5 separate regions of the Homo sapiens genome follow, and regions 1, 2, 3 and 5 are each linked to region 4. Evidence: chromatin loops called from intact Hi-C (ENCODE). Cell type or tissue: PC-3. All regions are shown on one strand. Region 1 has its middle 250 kb from the start of SEMA3C. Region 2 has its middle 94 kb from the start of SEMA3C. Region 3 has its middle 380 kb from the start of SEMA3C. Region 4 has its middle 24 kb from the start of SEMA3C. Region 5 has its middle 85 kb from the start of CD36.

The links. A loop is a pair of places that touch in the nucleus more often than their neighbours do. Peaks named below come from ENCODE experiments on the same cell type or tissue, not always from the same donor. Only the 100,000 strongest peaks of a DNase experiment are listed, where the experiment ranks them.
Region 1: a loop joins it to region 4, with 3 times the contacts of the local background. A loop is called at or near these places in 4 of 110 quality-filtered maps.
Region 2: a loop joins it to region 4, with 5 times the contacts of the local background. A loop is called at or near these places in 3 of 110 quality-filtered maps.
Region 3: a loop joins it to region 4, with 12 times the contacts of the local background. A loop is called at or near these places in 4 of 110 quality-filtered maps.
Region 5: it touches region 4 in a loop (5-fold over the local background); 2 of 110 quality-filtered maps call a loop at or near these places.

The regions. Positions count from the first base shown.
Region 1 is chr7:81,171,493-81,176,492 of GRCh38, reverse strand. No RefSeq gene overlaps it. Among named protein-coding and RNA genes, the nearest start is that of SEMA3C, 250 kb to the right of the region's middle. In PC-3, no CTCF peak of the experiment used is centred here; a DNase peak (open chromatin) is centred at 2,582.
Region 2 is chr7:81,010,613-81,015,612 of GRCh38, reverse strand. No RefSeq gene overlaps it. Among named protein-coding and RNA genes, the nearest start is that of SEMA3C, 94 kb to the right of the region's middle. RefSeq lists an enhancer at 2,219-2,722. In PC-3, no CTCF peak of the experiment used is centred here; a DNase peak (open chromatin) is centred at 2,342; H3K27ac peaks cover 1,565 bases.
Region 3 is chr7:81,296,843-81,301,842 of GRCh38, reverse strand. No RefSeq gene overlaps it. Among named protein-coding and RNA genes, the nearest start is that of SEMA3C, 380 kb to the right of the region's middle. In PC-3, no CTCF peak of the experiment used is centred here; a DNase peak (open chromatin) is centred at 2,332; H3K4me3 peaks cover 477 bases; H3K27ac peaks cover 1,786 bases.
Region 4 is chr7:80,940,411-80,945,410 of GRCh38, reverse strand. No RefSeq gene overlaps it. Among named protein-coding and RNA genes, the nearest start is that of SEMA3C, 24 kb to the right of the region's middle. In PC-3, no CTCF peak of the experiment used is centred here; DNase peaks (open chromatin) are centred at 2,470, 2,960, 3,830 and 4,660; H3K4me3 peaks cover 2,439 bases; H3K27ac peaks cover 4,092 bases.
Region 5 is chr7:80,720,776-80,725,775 of GRCh38, reverse strand. No RefSeq gene overlaps it. Among named protein-coding and RNA genes, the nearest start is that of CD36, 85 kb to the right of the region's middle. RefSeq lists a silencer at 2,629-2,923. In PC-3, no CTCF peak of the experiment used is centred here; DNase peaks (open chromatin) are centred at 2,805 and 3,715; H3K4me3 peaks cover 1,022 bases; H3K27ac peaks cover 3,768 bases.

The DNA of each region.
Region 1 (5,000 bases), 230 kb before region 4:
AGGATAAAGAATGTATGGCATATACAAGGAAGAGAAACTTTAATCTTCCTTTGAAGTTTGAAACAAACTAATCTCTCAAACTAATTATTATTTAGCTAAAATTGATACCATAATCTTTTCTGTAAGAAAACAAATAAGCCTTAGGGATGAGGAATGACGAGTACAATTTAAGTAGAGGCAGAGTCAGTGAGCCAACATCATAGCAAATCACATAAACACCTTGTACTGATACTGTTATTGTTACTATTCAATTCAGTCAGGAATCTAGAGCTACTGTAAGGATCAAAACCATTAAGGAATTTGAAAGTTCTTTGAGAACCATAAACCTCCAAATAGAAGGCATCATGTTGCTGTTACATTTTGTTCTAATGACCCTTAACCTTTCACACTTCAGCACTTAAATCTGCTTTCACTTCCGAGATTTTTCTGAGTCCACATTGACAACTGTGGATTTTCCACTTGCTCTGACAGTAAAGGGCATATCAGTAGCTCTGTCTACCCACCTGTATCTGGACCATATCTTGGCAAAACTGTTAAGTGGGCAGGGTTTGCTATGGAGAACGCCCACTCATCTGAGGTCCTGTGTTTTATTTCCTGGTAAGTCATTCGCTGGAAATTTTAAAAAGATCATCTAGTAAGAGCTTAAGCTGTGAACTTTTCAGAAGCAGCATTTAGGACACAACAAATGATGGTTGACTGATCAGCAGTCAGGCAATAACTCTGAAGACTCAACACCTAAGCAACCACCCATGATGTATCTATTCCCACAGCCAGTTCTGCCTGTTGGACAACATTGTGAGGCTTGCTTTTGATCCCAGTCATTGAAAATTCCTATTCAACAGAAGATTTCCCACTGTTTACATTTCCCTTAAGGAGGAAGCAGTCTGTGGACTCCTGACATTTAAATTTACCATTAAAATGAGGTTTTTCTTTTTCCCATCCTTGCTGCCAATTATTTCATAGTGGCAGATTTGGAACATTTGCCAGCCCCACAAGGCGTGTAAATGGGTTCTCCATGGAGACGAAATTCTTCATTGTTGCCATTCCAAAAATGTATGCTTTGAAAAGAATGTGCTGTGTTCTGTAAATATCTCTCCTACTGATACAAGTTTATATCTTTGCTACTGGAGTTTGAACACCTTTCTTTTTTTGTCAATGCAAACCCACATAAAGTGACCTCCCACGGTATAAGTGTCTACATATGACACGCCTGGTTACAGACACAGCTGAATTGACTTTTTTTTTTTTTTGGCCTTTAATGATACATCAACAGCTGATCTCCTAAAGGGATGGGCAAACCCAGCCATATTTTAAGCCAGATAACTTTTCAAAAAATTTGTCAAGCATTTTAGCAAGTATTTACATTTCTATTTTTTAAACTCTTGTGTATTTGAAGAAAAAATTTAATCCACAAGTTTCTAAATAACTTGTCTGTAACGCAACAAAATATTTTATAAGAACAACCATCATCCAAAATAGCACATTTTGTTCTTTGCATTAGTGGGTTTATAAAAGAAATTTATATATTATCTTACAAAAATTGATTAGAGACTCAAATTATCTTTAGTTCAGTAGAGTTCTAAATTGAAAATAACACATTGAAATGAATGAAATAAGCCTTTTATTCTGAGGGGAGGGAAGTGATACCATGATACATCTATATTGAATCTAAACTTTCTTTTTTTCACTTATTGGTTTAATGAAAGTGACATTTCTGCTATGTTATTTACTTTCTGCAGTGCTATGGTAGTTACATAATTTCAGAGAAAACTATTCACATTATCATCTACAGAAATTGCACTGGAGTTGTATACTGCATAACCTAAGACATCCTGAAGTCTATACCCAGGACAACCAAACAACTCCAATTCTAATTCAGTGTAAAATAGTAATGAATTTTATTTCAGACTAAATTTGCTTTTCTAATAAATAGTACTATAATTAAATACACTAACAAATAAATGAATAACAAATTATGACAGATATTACAAAAGATTTGGGGCTATTTCAAATTAATGTTTTTTTAAAAATTCAGTACCAAAGACAGTGTAGATTTTTTTACTCTTAGGCTCTTGGGAAGGATGTAAAGAAAACGAGTAACAGAAGGATTATTGACCTCATGCAGGAACTCTTTTCATTTCAGGCAAATAAGGAGTTTTACCTTATTGTTCTAAAGTGTGCTGAAAGAGAAGTCAAGAAATTCCACAGAAAATCCTTTTAGTCATAGACTGAACTTTAACCACCGAACTGTTTTTCATTGTTCTCTAAGAGAGGGAGAAACAGAATGTTGAGTAAATTCTAATTGCATCAGGAGAGCCTTCTTTTTCTTGGTGTTTGTTTTCTTTGGCTGGTAATGCACAGCTTCTTGTGGAAAATAAATCCCTTGGTAGTGTTTGTCTTTCTTGTAGGTGTGTGGGACTAGTATTTGGCTCAAAAGCAAGTTCAAACCAAATCAAGAGTTCCACCGTGTGTGATGAACCCAGGCAGCCTTCACCTTGAACATAAAGAATGTGGTCCATCCGTTCAACTGGCCTTTTCAGGATTTCACTAGCGGTGCATGCAGAAATCCATCACAAAGGAATGCAGCACTTCATTTGACATGGATTCTTGCCCAGAAACTTAGTAAAACCTCAGTCCAGCCATTTACTCAGGAGCGTGTTTGATAAGATACGGGTATTAGTAAATATGAAAGGAAGCTAGGGAAGTTAAGCCTACCCGGAACTGCTTAACCGACTTTCCCTCAGTGTATACCTTCCCTGTAAATCACATTACATTGCTTCAAGTATTAAAAGTAAAATTAGCAACCACTAGAACTAATCTTGAACACAAATAATGGTATGTAGACTAACAATGAAAATAGGAGACATGTGAAAGTAAATGAAACTCCAGGGTTTCTCTGGTTTTAAAAATGTATATTTCCAGATTCACAAAACATATCCTCATATGGAGACAAAAGCTCCAACGTGGCAGTGAAACAATGAAAATATTTTAAGTGCATGATAAATTGGAAATATAAAGAAGGGAACATTTGGAATACCACGAATCCACATATGGGATTTCATGTGTGATTACACATAGGTATGAAAATGGGAAAAGAGACAGAGCCAAACTATTTTAAGATGACCTAGCCATGATGTGCAAAAAATAAGCTTAATAATATAATAATAAAAGTTGTATGTAATACTTTCCTTTCATTCAGTAAATATTATTTTATATAGGAAGTTCATTTTATAATACATGTCAAGCCATAGGGGTGAGATAGGAAGGAGGCACATTTATGGCCTTCATTATTAAGCCATATGAGGGATAAGTTTAGAAAACAAAACAACCTGGGCAAGATATAAATTGGCTATAGGTAGGTCATAGATATTTATGTTTCTTGTTAAAATATATATGATACAAGGAATTCATAGGTTTCATCCTCTGGCTTAAGATTGTGATTACCTATTCATGTGGGAAAAGTTCTTCTTAATGTATAGGAAAAAAGGTTCTGATACATAGAATATCCTTTGTTCCATTTTTGAATTGATAGTGCAATTGGTTAGGAAATAACACACAGGAAGACTAGAGAACCTAGGTATTTTACAAAGTTTTAAAGAGAGAGCTCTTGGTCTTCTTGGGAGGGTCTCAAGGATCTGCTTTTCATTGTTGTGTTGTTTGTTCATGTAATGTGTGCTGCTTGCCTTGGTTTGAGCATGTTTCTATAGCAAAGCAGAATTCCAATGGGATTGGGTGAAAGAAGAACCCCTAAGTTATGGCTGGTTTTCCCAGAACCAGTTTCTTTTTTTTTTTTTTTTTTTTTTTTTTTTTTTTTTTTTTTGAGACGGAGTCTCGCTCTGTCGCCCAGGCCGGACTGCGGACTGCAGTGGCGCAATCTCGGCTCACTGCAAGCTCCGCTTCCCGGGTTCACGCCATTCTCCTGCCTCAGCCTCCCCAGTAGCTGGGACTACAGGCGCCCGCCACCGCGCCCGGCTAATTTTTTGTATTTTTAGTAGAGACGGGGTTTCACCTTGTTAGCCAGGATGGTCTCGATCTCCTGACCTCATGATCCACCCGCCTCGGCCTCCCAAAGTGCTGGGATTACAGGCGTGAGCCACCGCGCCCGGCCGCCAGTTTCTTAAATAGCCTCTAAAATCTTCATCTTTTTCCAAATAAACATTATTAGTAATCTCTTTAAGAGTAACCCCCATCACCTCATATTACTCTCACATACTGAGCTTTTAATGTACATCAAGAAGATTAAGCACACACCTCAGGTATTAAAATGTGTTTCCTCTGCAATCTCATTTTAGATCAAATATCAATATGGTTATCTCACGTTGTAGAATATTACTGAACTAGATTCTATGTTGGTTGAGCTCTAACTTAAGTTTAGATACAGCTCAAGCCCTACAAAGAAGAACATTTAAATGTATCGCTGTAGCTTGTTTCTGTAGCATTTAAAGTTTCTGGCATCATGGAAATGATTTTGGAGACATTCTGAGTGCCTCTGTTGATTTTACCAGACTTGTGACCTTAAGCAAATGGCTTAATCTCTCTTCCTCACTTTTCATTTTGCAATGAGAATATGAATACTAACCATTTATATAATTATAACCAATGTTATGAGGCTAAAGCATGAGAAGAGTGACAGGCACAGACAAGCATTTAAGTAAGAAGTTGTTTGCTATGGTCTATTTAATGTATTACAGTTTGAGCAAGAACAGTGTTCAGATTTGTGCACATTAATTATAATATTAAAGCTGACATCGTTGAGAATATACAACATGGCACATGTATACATATGTAACTAACCTGCCCGTTGTGCACATGTACCCTAAAACTTAAAGTATAATAAAAAAAAAAAGTTGTTCTGATGAACAACTTTACAACAGGTGTAAATATACTGTAGAAGACCCTGAAATTGTATATGTTTTCAAGTTTTGAATAAACAACCTAACTAAAGGAAAAAATAGTAAATCAAACCTAGGTTCTCTAATTTGTAAATTTCTGTCTATGGC
Region 2 (5,000 bases), 70 kb before region 4:
TAAAAATTTAATTATACTTTGTTATTATTAGATCAAATATTATCATAAAGAATAACTTTCCCTCCCTTATCATCCAAAGCTCTTTGGACAGTATGAATTATCAATCATAAGGAAAATTCAGACTAAATTCTTGATTATTTCATTTTAGTTGCTAATTTAAGGAACAGGTGTTGGTGCCAAATTTCTCCAGTGGTGTTGTTCAATGAATTTCTTGATTCCTTTACAATTCCTGCACCCCCAGCCCCACCTTGTTCTCTCTCTCATCTCCACCTCTTTCAATCTCTCATCACATAATAAACTCAGAACCCTATTTTAATGTTTTATATAATTCCCTTAATCATTCTTTCTTATGTTCAAATTATTCTCCTATATTTGAAAAATGTGAGCTATTTATGTTGGTTTCTGTGTCCTTTTACACAAAATAACAGAGTTTGACAGATGCTTGATTATTGACTCACTGAAATTCTCCAGGTTGATTTATATATTTTCTGCCACATGGCTGAAGTCCAGTATTCTTTGCAAAAGCTATAATTCCTTTTAATGAGGAATGGTATTTTAAGGTGATAATATAGATAAGTAGTGTCTATTCCTATTGGGTTGCCATTGCTTCCAGGCATTTGCAATGAACGAAACTGAAAAATAATAATTGCTGTATAATTATATGTTGCAATGTAAATATCCTTGTGCTCATTCTTAGAAGTTATGTTAATTGAGATAATCACATAATTAAATAACATTTAATAAATATACATGTGGAATCTCTATTTCTGGTGATAGAAAATGACTTGTCTAACCTAACCCATGCTGTAGTGGGACAGCAAAGATTTGATTTGGGGTTTTCTAATTCTCAGGTAGATTATTTCCATCCCAACTCTATATCCATAGGGGGTAAAACCATAAAATATTAGCAATAAATTACTGTTTGGCATATTATAATGTTCAGAATAAATAAATATATAGAAGTTGATATAAAACATTTACTTTAATGGAAGACAGAGAGTTCATAACCTCTGTAAAATAATTATTTGATTAAATAATGTCAAGTTATAAACGCAGTTGAATAAGAAATGGAATTGCTGAGTCAAAATTTTACTCTGTCTTGAGTGTGTAAGTCACTAATGAGTCAACAGTTTCCACAGCCGTCAATATGCAAACCATAATGGTGAATAACTTGTTACATCTGAAACTATAATCCTCTCTCCCTGACTCTCTGAATTGTTACTCTTTGTAGATTAGTGCTTTTGAGATTTATTTAGAATGTCTATAATGATACCAAAGCTTTTAATGTCTCTAAAATATGTAAAAATTTGTGACTAATTCCTCCTTTAGAGCATGAATACATGTATCCTTCATAATAAAATATAGCGATATGAAATTTTATATACTAGACATATTTTAGTTTTAAAAATTTTACTCCACAATTTCAAAATAAAATGTTCCTATTTGTAAATACGTAATGTTTTTGACACAATTAAAAAATTTGGATACAATAATTTTAGGAAAATGCAGACCTAATGCATGAGATACAAGCATAGATAAGTTCCCCTCTTATCATCTAAAGTATCTGAATATTAATCTCTATATTTGATTTAGTTATTTGGTTTATATTTAGTTTTACACTAGACCTAGTCCTGAAAAATTAATACATAAAATAAAGATCAAACATAGGTTTGATATGTTTTAATTCACATCTAAAATATAATCTCACCTGAAAATGATTTACAGGGTTTTAAAATCATTTCAATAAGTTCTTATTCACTATCTTAATTCTTTTTTGGCAAAATCCAACTGCCTATTAATGTCCCTTAGCAGAATAAAAGTGAAAAGTCTGTCCAATGGTAACAGTTCCTGAGCCCCATGGATCTGCAACTTTTCAACTTCTGGAATTCTCTTGCTGCCATTGAAGCTTTCACTACTCATCTGACCACAGCACAACCCTATTTCTTCCCTCTCCCCTAACTGGAAAACTAGTGAGAAATAATATTTCAGGTCTCCAATGGATTGCAAAGGAAATTCCTGTAGTCTGTGATCAGTATATTCTTTCCACTCTAAATACTAAGTGACTATATATTTATATGTTTTTGCCATTTTATATTCTAATATAATCTGTTCTCAGATTCAGAAAAACTGGGATTCCTTTCCATTCCAATTCTTTCAGAAATAAGAAATCTTCCACTGGCATAGTGCCTTTGGGTTGCCTATTTAAAGAATTTCACACATATTATAGCAAACATTTTTCATGTTTTTATGGCTTTTATTAAAGCTTATGCAATACTTGTTAAATCACTCAGATTCTGACACTCAAAACAACATGAAACTCTTGAGTCATCAAAACAAATTTACAGGGAATTTCTGAGGTGGCTGCAATAGAGTAGCTGACTAACACTCCCACTGAGAACAACTAGAAAAAAACAGATATAATTACAAAGAGGGAGAGGCTTCGTTTGAAGTCACTGGAAGAGTCGCTGAGGCTATCAGGACTTGAGGGGTCAAGATCCCTCAAAGAGGTCAATCACAAAAGGGTTACCTGACATTCTGTAAGCAGCTTTCATATTTAGATCATTTGCTGGAGAGAGAGATTGAGAAACAAGGCAGAAGCCAAAGCAAAAACACAAAAAGCTGAGAAACAAAATAGCTTTGGTAAACACATGAGGTATGTAGGGAAAATATGGTAGGATCAAGAGACAGAAATTAGTGTGAGGTATCTAGAACTTAAAAGGCAAAATCCAAGAGAGACAGAAGGAAAAAATGGGCTTACAGTTAGCAATACTTCTCTTTAATTTTTTAAATCTATACACAGAGAAAGAGTCTAAAAAAATTAAGAAGAAAAGTAGAGGCTGGGCACGGTGGCTCATGCCTGTAATCCCAGCACTTTGGGAGGCTGAGGCAGGTAGATCACAAGGTCAGGAGATCGAGACCATTCTGGCTAACACGGTGAAACCCTGTCTCTACTAAAAATACAAAAAATTAGCAAGGTGTGGTGGCGGGCACCTTTAGTCCTAGCTACTTGGGAGGCTGAGACAGCAGAATGGCGTAAACCCAGGAGGCGGAGGTTGCAGTGAGCTGAGACTGCGCCACTGCACTCCAGCCTGGGTGACAGAGTGAGATCCCGTCTCAAAACAAACAAACAAACAAAAAGGAAGGGACAGAAAAGAACCTAAGGAAAGTATGGGATGTTATGAAAAGAAAAAAATATATAGTATATGTGTAGAGTCCCAGAAACAGGAGAGAGAGCATAAGGCTAAAACAGTACTGAAAAGCTAATGTCTAAAAATTTTCCAAACTTGGCAAAAGCAGTTATGCTAAAGATCCAAAGATTGTATCCATAGCCTTAATTCAACTATATATAATGCAGAAATTAAAATTATATATATCAAGCAAGATAATTTCACCACATTAATAAAGAGGGAGAAAATGATAAGATAATGGCAAAAGATGAAAATTTTCTTTTGATAAAATTCAACACTATCAATAATAATAAAACTAAGAAAACAATGACTAGAATAGAACTTTTTTTTACCTTCTAAAATATCTACAAAGACCAACAGCAAACATTATACACATTAGTGGTGTGTTGAAAGCTTTACTCTTAAGGTCAGAAATAAAATACCCAGTATCATGTCTATTCAACGTTGTACAAGAAGTCCTAGCCAGTGTAATAAGGCAAGAAAAAGAAATAAAATATATAAATGGTGATAAAAGACTAAAACTACCTTTATTCACAGATAGTAGAATACAGAAAACCTAAATAATCCAGATTCTAAAAATAGAACACATATTATAGACCATAGATTCACATGATCTGTATACAAAAATCATTTTGTATACATTTACAATTTGTTAGATAATGAAATTTAAGAAAGATACCATTCATGAAAGAATCAAGTATCAAATAACTTAGAATAAATTTAATGCTAAATACACAAGCATCTAAACAGAAACTACAAAATGTCACTGACAAATTAAAGAAGGCCTAAACAAGCCAAAGTACATATTGTCAAAATATTTATTCTTCAAAAATTGATGGATAGAAAAAAACTAGTCTTCAACAAAATCCCAGAAGATTATTTTTCATGTTTGTGTGTTTAGAAGTTGGAAAAATGTTTTTAAAACTTGTATCAGAATTCCGTCGGGCACAGTGGCTCACGCCTGTTATCCTAGCACTTTGGGAGGCCGAGGCAGGCGGATCATAAGGTCAGGAGATTGAGACCATCCTGGCTAACATGGTGAAACCCCATCTCTACTAAAAATACAAAAAATTAGCCAGGCGTGGTGGCAGGTGCCTGTAGTCCCAGCTACTCAGGAGGCTGAGGCTGGAGAATGGTGTGAACCCAGGAGGTGGAGCTTGCAGTGAGCCAAGATGGCACCACTGTACTCCAGCCTGGGTCAGAGTGCGAGACTCCATCTCAAAAAAAAAAAAAAAAAACCATATCAGAATTCAAGAATAGTCAATCTATTCTCAAAGTAGAGTAATATTCACTGGTATATATCATTGGATATCTAGACTTATTTTAAACATTCTATTATTGGTGCAAGCAAGACAAATAGGCCAGAATAGAGTTCAGCAACAGACTTTCACTTACAGAGTCAGCTGTCTTACAAAAAGTGCCACTGCAATACAATGGAGAAAAGTAGTCTTTTCAATGCATGGCATTGATTCAGTTGGATATTCACATGGAAAAATGAAATAAACTTTATCTCCAGCATACACCATACACAAAAGTCAATTTCAAATGTTTGCAGACCTAAATGTAAAAGGTAAACAATACGTTTTTAAAACTTTATTAAGATGGGAGAGTAGCTTTCTTTCTTATTTGAAGTAAGCAAACATTTCTTAAGCAGGACCTAAAAGCACTACAAATTAACAAAAAATTAATAAATTCAACCTCACTAAAATTAAATATTTCAGTTCGTCAAAAGATATCACCAAAACTGAAAAAGCCTCAGAGTTGAAGATGTGGCAATATATCAATCTGCCAAAGGCTTGTATTCATAATGCA
Region 3 (5,000 bases), 360 kb before region 4:
GTTACATAGTGTCCCTCTCCTTTTCAGATCCTTGCTGCTCTGTGCGGCCTCCATGAGCCCCCTATTTGAAATTGCTGTGCCACATTCCCCTAATAATCTATAACCCCATCTCTGTTATTATTAGTATTTTCCAGAGCCATTAATGCCATATTTATATATTTATCTTCTTCCCCTACAAAGATGTAAAATTCTGTAAGGACAGGGACTTTTGTCTGATTTTTAACTGCTGTATCTCTAGGACGTTGAATAATAACACTTGCCCTGTAGTAGATAATCAATAAATATTTTTTGGAATAAATTCCTCTCTTGAAATAATCTGAAAAATAAACTTATGGAATAACATAGAGCTTTACACATTTACTGGTTGAGTTTTCTTTCTGCATTTTCATATAAAACAACTGTCATATCATTAAGCATTTTGTGAAAAGATTCTTAAAGGGGACCTCTACAGAAAAAAAAAAGATTTTTAAGTAAATTATTTGTTTTCAATATATACTGTATGTTTATACTTTTGTCTTCTATAAACCAACAGTAGCCTCAGATGATAGATGATACCTTTTTACTTCTGCTTTACTTGAACTGTAAAAAACATTTTATCTTATCTCAACATTGCATACTAGTCCTAAACTAGTAAACAGAATTTAAACTATAAAACTATAAGGTTGGTGTACAGTTATCTAAGGGACGTAACAAAAAGTAAATATCAGTGAAACAATGCTCCAACTTCAGGGCGTACATAATAATATTTCATAAGGGGTGTTTGATGTTTTCATCAATGATAAATTAGACACCACACAAATTTTGGTCTCAGAGCTATGAGCAATAGCTGGCAGGAAACATGTTCAAAATTCAAATTGGTCTTGGTTATCAGGATCATAAATAAATGTAATGGGATTAAGTTACGAGGTCACTGTAATACATCTCAGGAGGAATAAAACAACTCAGCAAAAGAGGCCATAAATGCAACCTGACTAAAGCAGCAAAATTGTTTAATCTATACTATACTATTTATTAGACACCGTCCTAGACACAGATCAGAATTCAAAGTGAATAAGCCATGGCACCTACCCTCAAGAGTTTTTTTACTGCAGGGAGTGATAAATAAATAAAATAAAATGCAAGTTGAAAATGTTTTTACATGCTGAAAAAGAGGCATGCAAACAACAGCAGCACAGTGGGGGAAAAGAACTACGAATGAGATCAGTAATATGTGATCTTCCTTTTAGCTTCAGCACAAGCAGCCATATAGTTATTACCCCTTTATCCTTATTCCAAACTGCCAAGAGAAGCAAACAAATCACATTCATTAATCCAAAGGGTTGGATACCTTTATCCAACTATGCTCCAGTTAGCAATGGATGGAGAAGGGAAAAATAACACAAAATAGTGTACTTACAGAGGCAAATTCCGAAGATGGATGACTGTGCAATACCTCCAAGAAAACTGAAGCTGGAAAAAGGTGCTTCTATATATTACCTATGAATGCTGAAGAGAAAGGGTGAATACGTGAAGTAAGACACTTGCACAGTCATTAGATTCCTAAGGATATTATCAGCCATTGAGAAGGCAAAGAAGATGTTGTGCTTGAATAACAGAGACTCTTGAAAGAGAAAAATCAAATTACAACTTTCAAGAGATTAACATGAAACTTGAGAACAATGTTAGTTCTGTTGTTGAGCTAATTACTCAGTGAGAGAAGTTCAATGATAATTCCTGGTTTTGATGAGAACTTCACTATTATTTATGTAAGTAAATTACACCTGAAACAGAGAGATTTTTCTTACAAGGTCAAAAGCAGTTAAAAGACATCCATAATAAATAGCAGAGCTAACTAACAGAAAACGGAGCAAGTAGAAAATGTTAAACAAGTGTCTCTGACAAAAAGACCTGGAGTCAATGGTTGCTAAGGAGTCATAAAATAGGTATGTGGTAGAAGGAGTAGGAGATTCTAGCACCTACATCAAATTCCCCCCTTATCCTCCAGAAAGTCACCTAGAAATCTCAGCTGAGATGATTTGCCATTCTGCCCAGTTATGAAGAGACGACTAGATAATATGCTTCAATGTCCCTACCAGAATTGTTTCTGTGAAGAAAAATAAAATGTGTCAGATCAGTCTTTCGAGTAGCAACTTATTCTTTATTATTATTTTAGTTTTTGACTTTATAATAGGAAGGTTCCCTTCATGGCACCAAAAAAGTCCTACAAGTGCATTTTCCATAAGTTGTTTGAAGACATCTATGTTTGGACAGTTAACAAGTCACTAGGGAGTTCATGAGTAAGAAAAGGCACAGCCCTGACAGTGAGCCCATGTTTTTGTAAAGAATGCCTGCCGTTTAAAGGTCATAGGCTGAGAAGCTGTGGTTAGCAAAAGAAATTAGTCATGAAAACACAGTACAGCCCAGCAGGGATTTATTATGCATGAACCACTTCCATTTTTTGTTTATTTAAAATAAGCTAGATTGTGAAAGTGTTGAAATTTCCTCGTGGCACATAACTTTAGGGGAGTGCCCTCCTCTCCTCCTCAGCACATCGTGTTGATTGAGATTATTTGGAAGATATGACTGCTGTCCAAAACTAAAAGTAAAGCAAGGATTTCAACACATGGGAAATTCCAAATGCATAAAAAGGAAAATTACCACACCTATAACTGAATATTCAGTTTGTTTTTTAGAAAATCCGTGCACATATACATAGATGTTTTAAGATAAAAGTGGATATGGCTCCCCAAGCATGAATGAGAAATGCTAAATTTGGTTACAACAGGCTTATTCAGAATTATGGATTCTAAGTGGGAGAACTTAGAACACACGTTCAGCATTTTTTGGAGAAATAATTTTGAAGTACCTGTGATACTTTTAACATACTAACAAGCTTTGAAGGAATTTAATAAAGGGCTTAAAATTTTCAAAAAAAGTTTCAAATTACTCTCTTGAATCTGTAGTTCATTTGTGTTTCCTCTTTAGCTGTCTCTATGGTTCACATTCAGCATCTTGTTTCCAAGAGTGCATGTGTGCATCTCTGCTGTTTTATTTCAATATCATTTCAATGGTGTACTGAGAGAATGAGCACCTTACCTTGGAGTGTTTGGTTAAAGATCTGATATCACATTATCATCTCAATTCAAAGTTCCATTTTGTATTCTATAATACATATTATTTTGCAACTCTAAATGATAAAAGTTTTGAAAGTCTAACCTATATTTCTATTAAATGAAGTGAGTATGTTGTTTTCAATGTGTTTTATCAGCTAGCACCCCCACCTCATCACCAAATTGCTCTCTCACCTAGGAGGTGCCTTTTCTTAAAATACAGAGATCTGTATTTTAGAGATATTCCTTTGTAATTTTAGATGGCAAAATCCCTAAAGGTGGTATTAGAGGATATTAAATATCTTCTAATATTAAATCAGGAACACCTTGTGGAAATGAGTTTGTATAAATCTCTCCCTTTGAGTCAAGACTAGAATGGCAGAAGCATATGGAAGAACTGAAAGTGAAAAAGGACTGAAGTAGGGAGAAGGTTTAACAAAGGAAATTGAGATATAAAACCTTGTAATGCAAGATGATTCATTATGACATTTATTCTTTGATTAAGACATAGTAGGATATACTAATAAGTCATGATATATTAATACAGTACATACTCTATAGTAATCAAAATCATAAGCAGTATATATGAATCTCAAAGACAAAATGTTGAATAAAAGAAGCTAGAAACAAAAGAGTACTTACTCTATGATTCCATTCATATGAAGACCAAAAAGAGGTGAAGGTAACAGAATTGAAACAGAGGTGTAAAGTAAGAGAATTCAGAAATGTCTGATTAACCTTTGGAAGCAAAATTATGACTGAAAGGGAGCATGCTGGTAATATTCTATATTTATCTATACCTATATTTATATCTATATCTAAACAACTAATTTGTCTTAAAGTCTCTGAGTGCCAGACATGGCAGGCAGACTTGAAGATGGCCTCCTTTGGTTATCACCTCCTGCTATTTATACTTTTGTGTATTTCCTTCCTTGAGTGAGAATTGAACCCAGAGAGTTATTTTTAATGAATAAAATATAGCAAATTCCTTTTATGATTATGTTACATAAGATTGTGACTTCTGTCTTATTAATAAACTCACTCTCTTGCCAATTTTGATAAAGCAAACTGCCATGTTGGAGAGACCCGTTTGACAAGGAACTGAGCGCAACCTTCAACCATTTGCAAGGAAGGAACTGAGACCTTCAGTCAAACAACCTTAAGTCATGCCCAGATTCCTGTCCCTTAGAAACTGTGTTGTTTTGAGATGGCAAGTGTTGGGGCAATTTGTGATGTAGCAATAGATGTTACATTAAGCAGAACATTTCAGAAGCCACATTAGCCAGCAAGTTGCTAGTTCTGGATAATTGAAAACTACTTAATGCTGTAAAGCAGATTATTTGAAGTTAATTTTTTACTGCAATAATATTTTATTATAAGTAGGTGTGCAAATAGTTATATGGAATGTTTGCTTTGGACTATGGGGACTTCCAAGATGTGAGACTTACAGTTTCAAAACCATAACAGTCTTGGGAAAGCCAGGACAGTTAGTCACTTTACATATTGACTATGAAATGATTTTTACTGTTTATTTTGTTTTTCGAACCTAACAGGGGCTTACTATTGGTTATGTAAGTGAATATTCAAAGTAAATTTTCCAAAGTAAATATTTTTCATATAAAACTGAGACTCAAGAAAAGGAAGCTATAATTTTTTCTTGTTTTCTTCTCTTTCTCTGCATGAAATTATTATGTGAAAAATCAGTTATTGGATTTCAATAAAATAACACGTATGGGCCCTATTTTAGAGGATCTATCTGAATATTTTGCTGTTAACGATGACAAAGCCTTGCTGAGATGTCATAAATCAACTGAGTAAAGGTCAATTTTCACCAGAATTGTCAACACTGGTCAGTCTTACTGTAACAATTTCCACATGTAAGGGAGTGTATTAGTCCATCTTCATGCTGCT
Region 4 (5,000 bases):
ATGCTTTTTTCACCCCAAGTCTCAGATTATAATTAAATAATCAACCTATTATTTGTAATTTATGTTATTACATGTTTGTTATTTATTGTTTTTCTTTGTCTTCAGAATGTAAGCTCCATAAAAGATTATATCAATCTGTTGTCACCTCTACCTACTACAATATTTTACACAGAGAACGTCATAAATAAACATTTGTTAAAGAAATAATAAATAGGCCGGGCGCAGTGGCTCATGCCTGTAATCCCAGCACTTTAGGAGGCCAAGGTGGGAGGATCATGAGGTCAGGAGATGGAGACCATCCTGGCTAACACGGTGAAACCCCGTCTCTACTAAAAATACAAAAAATTAGCCGGGCGTGGTGGCGGGCGCCTGTAGTCCCAGCTGCTCGTGAGGCTGAGGCAGGAGAATGGCATGAACCCGGGAGGCGGAGCTTGCAGTGAGCCGAGATTGCGCCACTGCACTCCAGCCTGGGTGACAGAGCGAGACTCCATCTCAAATAAATACATACATACATACATACATACGTACATAAGTACATACCAACATGCTGCTTAATGTGTTACCCCTTCTAACAGAATTTGCTTTATTAGGAGAATGACTCAAGTGGCTTTGTTTTCTTCTAAAATTATATCCATAATCTACATCCTTTAATCGCCTGATGGTTCTGAGTCCTTTTTGAACTCTGCACTAAGTATAATTAATAGCCAGGATATCCCCAGGTGGGTCTGCGACTGTCATCGCATCTCAGCAGACTGAAAAAGTGATGCCCATTTGGTAAGCTGGGGTAGCAGGACATGTTTCTCTTTAATACTCTAGCCAATACTTAACTAGCAGTTGTAAGGTCCTGTAATGCTCTTTCTTAAGTGTCCATTCTGTTTCCTCCTTGATGCCAATTTGCTTAGGGTCCTCAATGACTTTTGCTTACACTTTACATTCAATGTTAACAAAATAAATAAATTATGATTTTTGTCTTCAAAGAGCTCAGAGTTCAGTGGACTATACAAAACAAGTAAAATAAAAATATCTTCATAGTCCCCATTCAGACAAATCCTGCAACTGAGAAAAAGTGGCAGTGCGTGAGAGAAAGTTATACTAGGTAAAGGGAAGAGCAAATGCAAAGACATAGATGCTTGAGAGGGAGCCACGTGTTGAGAACAATGAGTGATTTAGAGCCCATCGAGACTGGATCCCATAATGAGACAGGCAGAGGAAGGGACTGGTTAAGGTCCCATTGGAAAGCCATTTTACCATGGTAAGTTTACCTTTTATCCTCTGTAAAATAGGGAACTGTGCAAGATTTAAATAGGGAAGTGGAATACTCAGATTGTTCAGATTGGTTTTTTTTTTTTGAAAAGAAACATTGTCGGTATTTTGAAGCATGAACTAAATTAAGGATTAAGGATTAATTAACTTTTCTTGAATCTGCAAGCAAATTTGTCCATTACTGTTCTTTTGTTTTGGTCCAGAAGGGACTATTAATAAAATACGGACTAAAAGGAGAGTTGCTTCTGCATTCTCTACATTGACTGCCTCTACCATCTCTTTATTATATTTATTAACTTGTTATTTTTCTAAGATGCCTGTTATTTCAAATTGCCAGCAGCAATTTTCTTTTGGAGGCTATCCTGGGACTAAAAAAGAATATTCGTTCAAAGGATATGATACAGTATTGTAGAACCTAATTAACACATTTCATATATGAATCATTATGTTATTTATTACATCAGCAATTGACCACAGTTAGTAGAGCAAATAGATTTTAACTTTTTCACCAATTTTTGCAACCCATGGCCACCTAGATACATGTCTCAAAAGGAAATCTCTGCAGAAAGTGTTTATCCAACAGCGATGTTTGCCATATGTGAAGATAAGATCTGGTCATGAGTCCAGGAGCATCAACCCAGTGGGTAGCAGGTAAAAGGTTGGAAGGAAGCAGATTCTGTAGCATTGGGACATTGACAGTGGGGAGCACATGGAGTGCTTGGATCAAAGAGACATTTTAGAACAGTAGTGTGGCAACTTGATGAAGATAATTAGATAATAGTGATATGAAGCAGTTTTCTTGAATCTGCAAGAAAATTTGTCCATTACTGTTCTTTTGTTTTGGTCCAGAAAGGGTTATTAATAAATAGGGACTAAAAGAAGAGTTGCTTCTGCGTTCTCTACATTTGACTGCCTCTACCGTCTGTTACTTTTTTTTTTTTTTGAGACAGAGTCTCGCTCTGGCTAATTTTTTATATTTTTTTAGTAGAGACAGGGTTTCACAGCGTTAGCCAGGATGGTCTCGATCTCCTGACCTCGTGATCTGCCCGCCTCGGCCTCTCAAAGTGCTGGGATTACAGGCGTGAGCCACGGCGCCCGGTCAACTTGTTACTTTTTTTTAGATGGTTGTCTTTTTAAATTGCCAGCAGCAATTTTCTTTTGGAGGCTATTCTGGGACAAATAGAAAATACTGGTTGAAAGGAAATGATACAGTATATGTAGAACCTAACTAACGCATTTCATATATGAATCATTATGTTATTTAATCAGCAAATGTTTGCTCAGTAACTATTTGAATCATTTTGTTTAACTATTAGCATCAGCAAAGATTTGTTCACTGACTCTCTATTACCTAGGATATACCCAGTATTCCAAAAGGGAAAAAAGTAGCATAGCCTCTCCTCTTGAAAACTGTATTTTCCATAATTTATTCAAGCAAAATTGACTACTTAGACACTATCCCTTTGAAGTAGCCCTCCCCAAGCTAACCTATGAACCACTATTTGCTCATAGGAAGGAAGTGGTTCTATCTAAGGCTAAGAGCCAAGAATTTTGCATTCCATTCCATTCATTGCTTCTGTTACTGATTTATTAAGTAATATTAAGTAGCAATTCTGCAGACTTTTCTCTTTGGCCTACTGAGCATGGCAATGCACTGGAAATTCCACTAATGTGGGCACAGCTTGGGGCACGACAAAGAAATAGGTGGAGACTAGAAACACATCTCTGACATGTCTTAGGAATGTCCCTAGGGATATTTCATTACTGAGTAGCTGAGCAGAGACATGACTCAGCCAGAGTTCCTGCAACTGGCTGTCTGGGGCAGCTATGAGAATGCTGGCAGGAGTTGCTGACTAGCCAGTGTTTGGTGAAGATGAAAAACAGCCTTTTAGTTAGAACTGAAACTTCTAAATAGCAATCTGATTGTACAAACTGACTTGAGTTGTTTGTTAGTACTAACATATTAAGAGGGGAATAAATTTGCTATCTGTCTGCAATAGCTTTCTCAAATATGTCAATGCATTTGAAGCACCTTGCGAAGAATTATTATTTAATCAGTGGACATTAGAACTCCTATTTTGATGGATTCTTTAGAAAAATACCTTGATTTTTGCAGTTGAAAAGTGAGAAAGGTTCTGTTGACAGAGAACTAAGAAATATGTAAACTTGTTTCTTAAGAAACAAACACTAAATTGAAGATGGAAAAAAGGGGAAAGAAAAGAGATGGAAGGAAGGTGACCAAGGAATAGAGCAGAAGAATGAAAGAGTGGATGAAAATCTATAGAAAAGCAATGCCTAATAAATAGCATTTATATTAGTGGTGCAAATTTTCCCTCCATGTGATAATATATACAGATAGATATATATTTTACATTGGGATTTTGATTATTTAATATTTATTTTTAGATTGTGTTCACTATCTGTGATATAAAGAAATTCAAAAACTTCTTTCCTGGTTATGAAACATTGTGTTACTCATTGCCTTTTTTTCAAAAACAGAAACTGGACAATTAAGGCTAAGTGCAATCACTCTGTTTAAATTTATTGGGCAATAGTTGCATGATCTTCAGTTGTGGAATTTGTGTGTCAAGGCTCATATGACAATTCCTTTATGGCACTGAAATAAGACTGTACTTGTCTTTGCTTTGTCCTTTCGGCCTGCCCTTGGTGAACTCCTTATTGCAATGAATTCGTATTTCTGAATCTAAAGATGACTAGCTTCTAGCTGCTAAGTTAAATTTAAACCTCCGTGAGGACACCAGCTGTCCCTAAGTGAGATAATTTGCTATTTTCCTCGGGCCAAAAATTCCAGTTTGGGGTAAGACAGGGCCTTGAAATGCACATTCCCTAAGAGGTTACTTTTGATCCAGAGATCTCTTAAAGTGTTAATGAATTTCCACACACATGAGCACCCTGCATTTTTTTCCTTTTGGGTTAAAAACCGAAGAGGTCTATAAGGAGACTGTCTCAGAACTTTGGTTCCCAGAACCATTATTTATATTCAGCTTCAGTGTTCCTTATTTATTAGCTGGGACCTAGCAGAGCAGTTACAGCAACAGAAAACAGCAGATGGCAAATTTCATGGTGGCGATAACACAATAACTGAGAAGTATGTGGTGAGCAATATGGGAGCTCTTCACAAATCCCTTATTATCCTTTTTTGTTATTTCTGTGTGTGGAGGGAGGGATGTTAAATGTTTCGTGTATATTCTCTCTCCTATCCTATAACAATGACACAAGAGTGTATGATGCTATGAAAACAGCTCTCTTGCCTCTAGTTGGGGCAACTCTAAGGTGTGACACACACTCCAGAGCTCCCTGAAAAGTCAGGCTAAAGTTCTTCTCTACAGGATGCATGCCTCTGCACCTGCACTATTGCTTGGCTTACTTCCCTTCTTTCTTCTGCTTTTTCCAACTCCCTAACCTGCATGCCCTAGAGGAATTTCCTTAATAAATTGGTTACACATACATCCTTGGCTCAGGGTCAGCTTGTACTAAACCTACAACAAAGGGAGGGGTGAGTAAAATGAGGAGACAGGGAAAAGATGAATCTCCAAGAGAGATAAAAATGAAAGGTTACTGGAAGGCAGGATGGAGCAAAGAAATCCTTAAAGAAAGGAGGGGAAATAGGGTAAAGGGGGAATCAAGAATTGAGATACTATTGTCTGGCACCATAGTATATGGGACCTTTATTTAGGGGTCCTGAAACATAGTGCTGAAACACAAGGCCCTGACTT
Region 5 (5,000 bases), 220 kb after region 4:
AGCATTTAGATGTGTTTCAATGTTTAGGACATGTTGAGAGTCCTTAATAAGAACCCACCAATCTTTGCTTAGTAATTAGACATCATGATTATTCCCATTCTAGTTTAAAAAGGAGACTTGCTGCAAAGCAAAGTACTATCTTGCTCATACAGACCCCAACCTACAGACATTTATGGATTATTTTTTCATTTTGTCATTTTGTAATCTCTTTGTCATAAGAGATTACATCATCCAAATGGCTTTTAGGATAGTGCATCGTTTTCACTGAAACACTTTGCCTAACTGAATTTGAGACACCTTCCATTCACGTAGAGTAGCTTTTATAAAAATTGCCTCAGCCAGGCTCATTTCAGCTATATTTACACTACTTGTTTTAATGTGCATATTGTCATGACACACAGATACTGCATTAAGTAATTAAGAGGCTGACTACATAGTGTCATTTGCTGTATGAAACTGAATCTGTGGATTCAATCAATAACCACGTGAAAGTGCCTAGAGCTCCAGGATTAAGACACAACCTGCTGAGTTAAGACGAGAGGTCCAAATGGGAGCATACTAATTTGTAACACCATCCTGCAAGTTTCAGTTCCATTTTAATTAGTCATAAAACATAACATAAGCCATGTTGTTAACTAAACCATCCAAGACAAAGTCTTCCTTTCCTTAGCAAAGATTCGAAATAGAGGTAAAAATAAAAGCAAATATTCAACTGAGCAGAAGAAGAGACATTAATTTTATCTGCCTTTCTGGGACATGACTTATATCCTGAAGAGGAACATAATCCTGTAATTGCTGTAGGCCTTCTTATGTTTTTGCTGACAAAAAAGCCATTTTTGAAGTGCTAATATCACTGTAAATACAACTCATTTAATATGAGTTTCTGTCATTCCACTGGTGAAAGGGCTATGCAGCTGTTGTTTGCTAAATTGTCATTTGTTGGGTTAAAAGTTCGTCCTACACATCCAGGGTATGGTCACCACTCAGGAATCAAATGACCACACCAGAACTACATACTATGTGGATCATATAATTTGTTTTGGATCGGCTTCCTTCCAGATGCTAAAATCTGGTATATTTATTAAGTGTTGGCTAAAACCCTGATTCACTCTGGAGTTTGACTGGAAAAGACTAATTGAATGGGACCCATCCCAACACATATGTCTCCTCAAAGCTGAAAGTGATTTAGGGCTTTGAGGGCAGTTAGTGACCATCGGATAGATTTGTACTCATTCTAGGCAGCTAGCGTGCAGCAGTGTTTCCATCCTACAAGAAAACTTGTGGTGAATATTTCCCAGATGGCTTTTGCAGACAGAGGTCTCTTACAAAAGAAGAAAAGAACACTTTAACAAAGTCCAAAGAGCAGCTCATGTTGAAGATTTTTTTTTTTTTTAAGGACAAATTCAGAGGCCTTTTCAAACTCTACAGGGTGCTTCTGGAATATGTTTGGAATGTAAACACATGCCTGACTGAATTGCCCAGCTGCTACCTGGCTTACAGAGTGACCTTTCATAGAGTTCTCAAATTTTAAATCAAAAAGAAATCTTGTTGAACCTTGGGGTCATTCTGTCCCTTTCTTTACAGAAAAGCAAAATGAAACTAAGGTAAGTTAAGTGATGCACTCACATAAACTGGGTTTCCATTCAAGCTGCCATGTTCCTTCTCATTCTGGAGGGTAACCTGGGCTCTGTGGTACAGGTGTAACTTCACAGCATGATATTTATTGGTGACATTCTCTCTTGCTTCATATTCATTTATTCTTTCCCTTTCAGTTCTGCTTCATTCCCTTTCTGTTTCCTGCATTTACTCCTGTTCTCCTACTCTTTTTTGCGATTACTCTTTTTAAAAACATCTCTCGGCCGAGCATGGTGGCTCACGCCTGTAATCCCAGCACTTCGGGAGGCCGAGACAGGTAAATCACGAGGTCAGGAGTTTGAGACCAGCCTGGGCAACATGGTGAAACCTCATCTCTACTAAAAATACAAAAAATTAGCTGGGTGTGGTGGCATGCCTGTAATCCCAGCTACTCGGGAGGCTGAGACAAGAGAACCTCTTGAACCCGGGAGGCGGAGGTGGCAGTGAGCTGAGATCTGGCCACTGCACTCCAGCCTGGGCAACAGTATGAGACTCCATCTCAAAAAAAAAAAAAAAAAAGTATGTTCAGTTGATTAAAGGATTACTTACAACTAGCTCAGGAAGAGAAAACAACACCTCTAAAATGCAGATGTAACTGATGTGGCTTGAATGAGACAGGAATTTGAATGTCCCATTTTACACCAAGGTGAGCTAATCCAGACATGTAATTTAAGCTTTTTAAGGTTTTAAGGAATCTATCTGACAATTGTGGATTTAACTTCCCTTCCCAAGTGAGAATTGACTCAAATATTTCCCCCATTATTTGTTATCATCACACACACCTATATACACATACTCATACTCTACAACTGGACTACAAATGTCAAAAAGAAATAAGCCCATTTAAATAAAAGTGAATTAACTTAATCTTCAATCTTATATATCCAGAATGTGTTATTGTAGCCACAAAACAATGACTGTTGGAGATACCATGTTAACATTACAGAAATGTATTGTAATCCTAATCATTAACCATCATGCAGTCTACAAATGAAGGAGATGAGAGTAACCCAGGGTAGTGAAAGATTTTATGAGAGCAGCAGAAAATATTCACAGTAAGACACAGATGGGGAAATGTGTCATGTGGAATGCAAGTTTGACTAACAGAAGCCCAGTGGTTGGGATGAGATGAAAGCGTAATGCAGAGCCCAGTGGGAAGAGGCACAGAGTACACTGGCACAAAGTGCAGTGGCTCATGCTGATGGAATGACTGAAAGACGCAGCAAAGGAGCAAAATGAGCTCCTTTAGCTGAGCCTTAAGCAATCACCACCTCTGACTAATATCAGCCCAGGATGGTGAAAGGTCATTCAGCAGCAAATTGGATGACATGGTTTATTCTATATAACTAAGAAGTATTTGGAGTGAACTGTTAGAGATTAAGTCCTAGTATGGCAGGTTAAATTAGAGATAATTTACTTTGCTCTCACTCTGTTTTCTCTCCTCCTCCCAGGCCATAGTACTCCCCTGCCCCTTGAGATTTTTGCATAGCTTGATTAAAAATTAAATTGCTTCGACAAAATTGCCTCTGGGCTTTAGTTTTCTAGTGCCTGAATTCTTTCAGGGGACCATGCTGGGGAATCGGAAGAGAGCAATAACTGGGAGGAAGAATGAGGGAGGAGATTTTTAGAGGCTAGGAAAGGAAGAAAGTCTTCTGGTCCTAGAGCAGCGGGGAATCTCTCTGGCTTCCCAGTGAGTAGCAGAGACTAAGAAGGTGACAATGATGGGGCTTTCAGACAGTCAAAGACCCTGGCTGTACTAGACATGTGATTGACAGAAGAGGCTCATTTCAAGAATCCTCCTGGCTTAGAAAACAAGGTCATCCACAGTGATCCTGACTGGAGTAGCACCCAGATTCCTGTGCAGTTGCAATAACAGTGATGACTGCCAGGCTGGTATTCTGAAAATTGTCCCTGTTAAATTATTTTAAAACATTTTTGTATTGCAAACTACATACAATTTTGTTGTGATGCCAGGTTACTTTGACATTTGGAAATCTCACCCTTATGCCTTGAATTCAAAGCATATGAATCTCTTACTCCATTTTTTTCTTCCTTGACTCCAATCCACCCACAGCCTGCAGTCGTAGGCAGATCTGTGCTTCTATGAGTCATACTGTACTGTCACATTGAGTAACTTGCAGTATAAGGAAAGAAAGAAAAGTTCTCTAATTTAGACATTAGATTTACCAAATCAACAGGATTTCAACATGACAGAAACTGTTTTTGGTACTTTTGCATCTGACTGTGCATGAACCAAGAAAGAAGAAAACAAACTGGAAAGTGTACTTTGAAACAAAATACAACTCTTGCCAATAAAAATTTGTTATCCTTGTTTAAAAAAAATTGTCTACCCAAAGTTATCAAAGGAGAATTGGGATTATTTGAAGAATAAAAAGGTAGAAGGAAATAGTTGGAGTTAAAATACCTCAGCATTCTTCCTTCAACTGGTATAGAGGCATAAATTGCTTTTAATTAGCATATTAAAAATTGCGTACAAATATTATGACTCAAAGGCACACTAGTCCGGGGTTATATATATAGCTTTTCTTGAGATATAATTTATATGCCATTCAATTCACCCATGTAGATGTACATAAATTGTGCAACTACCACCATAATCTAGTATATTTTTATCACCTCAAAAAGAAATCCTGTACTGTGTAGCAGTCAGTTTTAATCCTCTTCCCCTTCTTCCACTCTAGGCAGCCACTAGCTTATGTTCTATCTCTATGGGTTTTCTCATTCTAGACATTTCAGATATATGGAATTACACAATATATAGTCACCTGTGACTAGTTTCTTTCACTTAGCATGATGTTTTCAATGTTCATATATGTAGCACATAGGAGTATTTCATTTTTTTGATTGCCTAATTTTCTATTGTATGGATGTATCACCTTAAGTTTATCCACTTATCAGTTTATGGATATTTGAGTTGTTTCTACTTTTTAGTTTTATGGATAATTTGTGTACATATATGAGGTTGAACTTTACAATGATCAAATAGTATTTTATTTTCATTATTTATGATTCATTAAAGGTCCATGTCATATTAACCTTATGTTAATTAACTTTATTTTCTAAAATTTGTATCCAAAGGTATGTTTACAATTTACACTTCTTTGAATTACATATTTAATATTTTCTATTATAAATATTTTATAAGGAGTACACTAAAATTTTGTAAGTTATAAATGTATGGCATAGATATATTTTTATTATATGACTTCTGTCAAAATCGGTAAATATTTTACGTAATACTACTACTCCTAGTCCTCACTTTCTTGCTTCAATGAATTGTCTAGATGAAACCATCCTCAGTGATTGCTGAGTCTGAAAGTTTTCACTTCCCATCTCTTTGATAT